2 separate regions of the Homo sapiens genome follow, and region 1 is linked to region 2. A link is an interaction called in ENCODE POLR2A ChIA-PET data of the cell type or tissue named here. Cell type or tissue: PC-9. All regions are shown on one strand. Links, peaks and the distances in the headings refer to the core of each region. The heading gives the core; the rest is flanking DNA.

Region 1 (2,911 bases), core at 309-2,808, 250 kb after region 2:
CATATTGACCAGGCTGGTCTCAAACTCCTGACCTCAAGTGATCTGCTGCCTTGGCCTCCCAGAGTGCTGGATTACAGGCATGAGTCACCGCGTCCAGCCAGGCAGGTGATTTTAGACAGGTCATCTCATTTCTCTGAGCCTCAGTCTCTTGATCTGTAAAATGGGGCAACTATAGAATCAACTCATGGAAATATGAGGAGTAGATGAGGCAATGTGCTTTGACCAATGTGCTTTGACCACAGTCTGGCGTGGAGTTAAGACAAATAGCTTTAGCTTCTGGTTTCCAATTTCAGTTTTTAGGCACACATACCCGTACAGATTCCCACCACCACCATCAGCTACAATAAATTCATAGAAAATAGAACATATCCTGCCAGGAGAGCGAGGTGAGCCAGCGAGTGTACATTCTCATGATGTGCTGGGTGTTCCGATGTATTTTCAATGTTCCCAGCATCCCCGTTAGGACTGACACATATCATCTCCATTTACAGATAAGATAAGGAAACTGATGCTAAGAAGGATTGGCGAGCTTGTCCGAGGTCCCATCACAACCTGCAGTGACAGCCACTGGGACCTAGACCTGCCTGGCTTCAAAGCCAGGCTCCCTCTCCCAAGCTGCACTTCTCCCCACAGCAATGACACAACGCCCAGGCTGTATAGGAAACACAGACATGCGTGTTCTCACCTTCTTCGCACACATCACTAACTTCTAAGATCCTGTTCTGAGACTCTTTAACACAGATTTGGTCATTTATATTTCTATTTTGCAACGGAGTCCTAAAATTTTAAAAGCCACATTTTGGCCAGGCACAGTGGCTCATGCCTGCAATCCCAGCACTTTGGGAGGTGGAGGTGGGAGAATCGCTTGAGCCCAGGAGGTCAAGACTGCAGTGAGCCGTGATCGCACCACTGCACTCCAGCCTGGGTGACAGAATGAGGCTCTGTCTCAAAAATAAATGATTTATTAATGTAATTTAATAAAAAAGAAAAAGTCATATTTTTTGGAAAATTATATATTTTTATTCACAACTATAAGATAAGGATATTGCAGCATTATTTTACATTTGTTTTTCTTTAATATTTTCAGAGACTACACTTAAATGTGTTTTAATATAAAAACCAACATTGCATTAATAAAGGGCAGATAGCACTTTTGGAGGCTGAGGTGGGTGGATCATGAGGTCAGGAGATAGAGACTATCCTGGCTAACATGGTGAAACACCGTCTCTACTAAAAATACAAAAATTAGCCGAGCATGGTGGTGGGCACCTATAGTCCCAGCTACTCAGGAGGCTGAGGCAGGGGAATCGCTTGAACCCAGGAGGCGGAGGTTGCAGTGAGCCAAGATCGTGCCACTGCACTCCAACCTGGGTGACAGAGCAAGACTTTTTCTCAAAAAATAAAAAATAAACGGCAGATAGGTGCTCAATTGTGGATCGCTCGATGCAGTCTTTTAAAACCTCTTTAGGGCCGGGCATGGTGGCTCACGCCTGTAATCCCAGCACTTCGGGAGGCTGAGGCGGGTGGATCATGAGGTCAGGAGATTGAGACCATCCTGGCTAACACAGTGAAACCCCGTCTCTACTAAAAATACAAAAAATTAGCTGGGCACGGTGGCTGGCACCTGTAGTCCCAGCTACTCGGGAGGTTGAGGCAGGAGAATGGTGTGAACCTGGGAGGTGGAGCTTGCAGTGAGCTGAGATTGTGCCACTGCACTCCAGCCTGGGCAACAGAGCGAGACTCCATCTCAGAAAAAAAAAAAAAAAAAAAAACCTCTTTAGGTGGCAAGACAGATATTATTAACTCTGTGTATCATTAAAAGGCTCATGTTTGAATCAAATGGTTCTTATTAATTTATTAAATGAAATTCGCCATCATTACAGTCCCTTTCAAAAGAATAATTGTATTATCAATATATTTCCCATCAAATATTCCTAGGAGCTTACAACTACCTATAGCTCTATATTCATGGTCTGAATGAGGTCCTATGTGTTAAACATTTTATCTTCTGCATCTGATGCCCTTTATCATCTAAAAATGTTTTATAATAGTTTGGGGAAGGCAAACTCTCTTTTTTTTCTTTCTTTTTTTTTTTTTTTTTGAGACAGAGTCTCACTCTGTCGCCCAGGCTGGAGTGCAGTGGCGCAATCTCGGCTCACTGCAAGCACCGCCTCCCGGGTTCACGCCATTCTCCTGCCTCAGCCTCCTGAGTAGCTGGGACTACAGGCGCCCGCCACCACGCCCGGCTAATTTTTTGTATTTTTAGTAGAGACGGGGTTTCACCATGTTAGCCAGGATGGTCTCGATCTCCTGACCTTGTGATCCGCCTGCCTCGGCCTCCCAAAGTGCTGGGATTACAGGTGTGAGCCACCGTGCCCAGCCAACTCTCTCTCTTAAGCTATAGGCCATCAATTAAAAGGAGCGCTGTTTTGATGTATGTAAGTTGTGCCATGATTCCTCTGCATATTTTCTGTCTGTGGAGGAGCCCAGCAAGCATTTCCCCTTAGGTGATCTAAGTATGAAAGATTCACTAACAAACAATAAGTGTAGAGTGGTGATCACTCAGAATGATGGAAAGGTGACAGTGATGCTGATGACGAGAGTATGTTAATAAAAGGTTTCCTAAATTGCTCCTTAACTAAATCAATAAATCCCAACCTAGGGTGTCCAGGTCTCTAGGCACCTAGGAAGGTAGCCATGGGGAAGGGGAGGGCAGTGTCTTCCAGGTAATTCCCATATGTTATTTATAAAAGCTTAATTGAAATCCTGCGCTCTCTCTTCAAGAGGTGGCCTTAGCTAGTCTTCGGAATCTCTGGTTGGAAATGGAGTTAGCTTGCCTCAGTGCAGGATGTGTGTTCTCCCTCTCATGTGGACAAGATGCTCAATATAGATTTAATTAATTGTTTTAAAG
Region 2 (2,911 bases), core at 146-2,645:
CTGGAGTGCAGTGGCCCCATCTCAACTCACTGCAACCTCCGCCTCCCAGGTTCAAGCAATTCTCCTGCCTCAGCCTCCTGAGTAGCTGGGACTACAGGCGTGAGTCACTGCACCCAGCTAATTTTTGTATTTTTAGTAGAGACAGTATTTCACCATGTTGGTCTGGCTGGTCTGGAACTCCTGACCTCATGATCTGCCCACCTTGACCTCCCAAAGTGCTGGGATTGTAGGCGTGAGCCACCGTGCCTCGCCTATTTATTGTTTATTATTTTTATTTTATTTTTATTACCTATAAGAAACCTGCACGTGTACAGATCTGGTTTTTTTTTTGTTTTTTTTTTTGTTTTTGAGATGGAGTCTCACCCTGTTGCCCAGGCTGGAGTGCAGCGGCGTGATCTTGGCTCACTGCAACCTCTGCCTCCTGGGTTCAAGTGATTCTCCTGCCTCAGCTTCCTGAGTAGCTGGGATTACAGGCACATGCCACCACGCCTTGCTAATTTTTGTATTTTTAGTAGAGATGGGGTTTCACCATGTTGGCCAGGCTGGTCTCCAACTCCCGACCTCAGGTGATCCACCTGCCTCCACCTCCAAAAGTGCTGGGATTACAGGCTTGAGCCACCGCGCCCGGCCTCCAGATCTGTTTTAAATCACACTGAACCACACATTTATTATTAAATCTTCTTAAAATAGAAAAGCCCCGAAAAGTTTAGTATGATTCTATCACAGAAAATCGTTTACTCTTATCATGATGGCCAGTCAATATTACATAAAAACATGAAAATAACATGTTATAGGGCGAATACAGACTAACGTATGATTGTAAGAATTTCTGATAATTCCCAGGAATTCTGATTTCTCCTTCCCCAATCCTGAGGGTGGAGCCGTGAGGAATCTGGGCTGACTGCAGGGTCCCACCTGCTGGGAGTAACCACGGCTCCTTCCCGAGGCCCGGTCATCACTGTTTCCTGCTGATCACCCACCCCCCCAGCCCCGCCCCGGCTGTATTAGCCTCCTTGTTCATTCAACAAACATTTATTGCTGCTGGGTGAGGCCCTGACGTGCAGAGTGGGTGAGACTCGGGCCCTGCCTTCCAGGGGGACACGCAGGTGGGGCTGACAGGTGGGTACCGACAGCCGAGTGGAAGGGGTCAGGCGGGTTATCCGCCATGGCCCACGCAGCCCGGGGAACGCACCGAGGAAATCAGCCTTAAAGACAGGGAGGGGGTTCCCTGAGTGTGGGGTGGGGCAGGGATGAGGCCAGAGGGGAGACTCGTGCCTGGGGGAGGGTGTGCCTGGCATCGGTTCACAAACAGCCTCCGTGTGGCCAGGCCACCTCCCTGTGGGCCGCGTCCAGGCAGCACCGCAGAAGCTGCAGAAAATATTGAGACAGTTCCATTAGGTCACAGAGCCTGAGGCCCAGGCCGGGCTGCAGCCCTGATTCACCAGGGGCAGGTGCCAGGAGGAACCTTCAGGATGAGCAGCCGCCAGTCCCCTGGCCCAGCCCTAGCCCTAGCCCTGCAAATGCCAGGCGGCCAGCCTCTCCAGGTGAGTGGGGTCCTCGGGGTCCTCCCTGCAGGGCTACCACAGCTTTGGCCCAGATTCACCATCACAAATCCTCACAACAAACCTCCCATCTCCATGTCACAGAGGGGAAACTGAGGCACAGGAAGGGCTGAGGACAGCGTGCCCAAGATCAGGGAGTGATGAGCTGGGGGTCTCCTGGTTCCCAGCGGGGGGTTTCTGCCATTCCTCCCTGAACCCTCATGCTGTGGGGGCCCTGGGCCACCCAGCCCTGTGGCCAGAGGCTGATAGTCAGATCTTTGGCCTTCAGTGCCCGCAGAGGGGCCCGTCGGTTCCTGACTGCAGCTCACCTCTCCAGCCTCCCCGGAGGGGCCACACCCCTCGACGGTGCCACGGATCAAGGCCCAGCTAGGAATGTTCTAGAACCCACACGGCTTTTTGGTCCCCGCCTTTGTCCCCACCCTGGCCTCCCCTCCTGCATCCCTGAGATCCACAGAAGGCTGGACCTTTTGCTTTTTTTGAGGCTGCCTCTGGTGCCTCGGGCAGGAGTGGGTGGAGGGAGCGGTTTCAATCCCTTCCTGTTCTTCTCTGCCTCCCGCATGTTCCCAAGGCACACCACACTCAGGACCCGGAGGACTCTGCTGCCTGAGAAGCCGGCAGGACCCCTTGGTGCCCACAGCCTGGGCTGCCCGAGGGCCGCGTGAGCAGGTGAGGCAGAGGCTGCCAAGGAGGTTGGGGCCCGGAGCCGCTGGCAGGTGAGCCAACCCCGGCCTGCACCTCTGAACCATCTGCCCTCTGTCTCTGCAGTTCCTCAGAGGCTGGATGAGGCTGCATGACGCACTACCACACCGGCTATTTTTTTTTTTTTTTGAGTCTCACTCTGTGGCCCAGGCTGGAGTGCTGTGGTGCAATCTCGGCTCACTGAAACCTCCACCTCCTGGGTTCAAGTGGTTCTCCTGCCTCAGCCTCCTGAGTAGCTGGGAATACAGGTGCACACCACCACGCCCGGCTAATTTTTTACATTTTTAGTAGAGATGGGGTTTCACCACGTCAGCCAGGCTGGTCTTGAACTCCTGACCTCATGATCTGCCTGCCACGACCTCCCAAAGTGAGCCACCACTCCTGGCCCAATTTTTTTATTTTTGTGGAGACAGGGTCTTGCTGTGCTGTCCGGCTGGTCTTGAACTTGAGGCCCCAGGCCATCCTCCGGCCTTGGTCTCCTAACGTACTGGGATTAGAGGCCTGAGCACCTGACCCCTGGTGTTTTTGTGTGCCGGCCTTTTCTCGGGGGTCAGGCCTAAGTCCTTCGGGACAAGAGCGGGTTCTCTTCATCAGCACAGAGCTGAGTGCGGAGTCGGCACCCACCAAGGGCACAATGGGCACTCACCCTG

The links. Peaks named below come from ENCODE experiments on the same cell type or tissue, not always from the same donor. Only the 100,000 strongest peaks of a DNase experiment are listed, where the experiment ranks them.
Region 1: POLR2A ChIA-PET joins it to region 2 with 8 read pairs; 1 of 35 experiments calls an interaction of 5 or more read pairs at or near these places.

The regions. Positions count from the first base shown.
Region 1 is chr7:157,029,546-157,032,456 of GRCh38, reverse strand. No RefSeq gene overlaps it. Among named protein-coding and RNA genes, the nearest start is that of MNX1-AS1, 20 kb to the right of the region's middle. In PC-9, for the core only: no CTCF peak of the experiment used is centred there; no DNase peak of the experiment used is centred there.
Region 2 is chr7:157,280,777-157,283,687 of GRCh38, reverse strand. No RefSeq gene overlaps it. Among named protein-coding and RNA genes, the nearest start is that of DNAJB6, 55 kb to the left of the region's middle. RefSeq lists an enhancer at 737-1,690. In PC-9, for the core only: no CTCF peak of the experiment used is centred there; DNase peaks (open chromatin) are centred at 985 and 1,397; H3K4me3 peaks cover 397 bases; H3K27ac peaks cover 1,752 bases.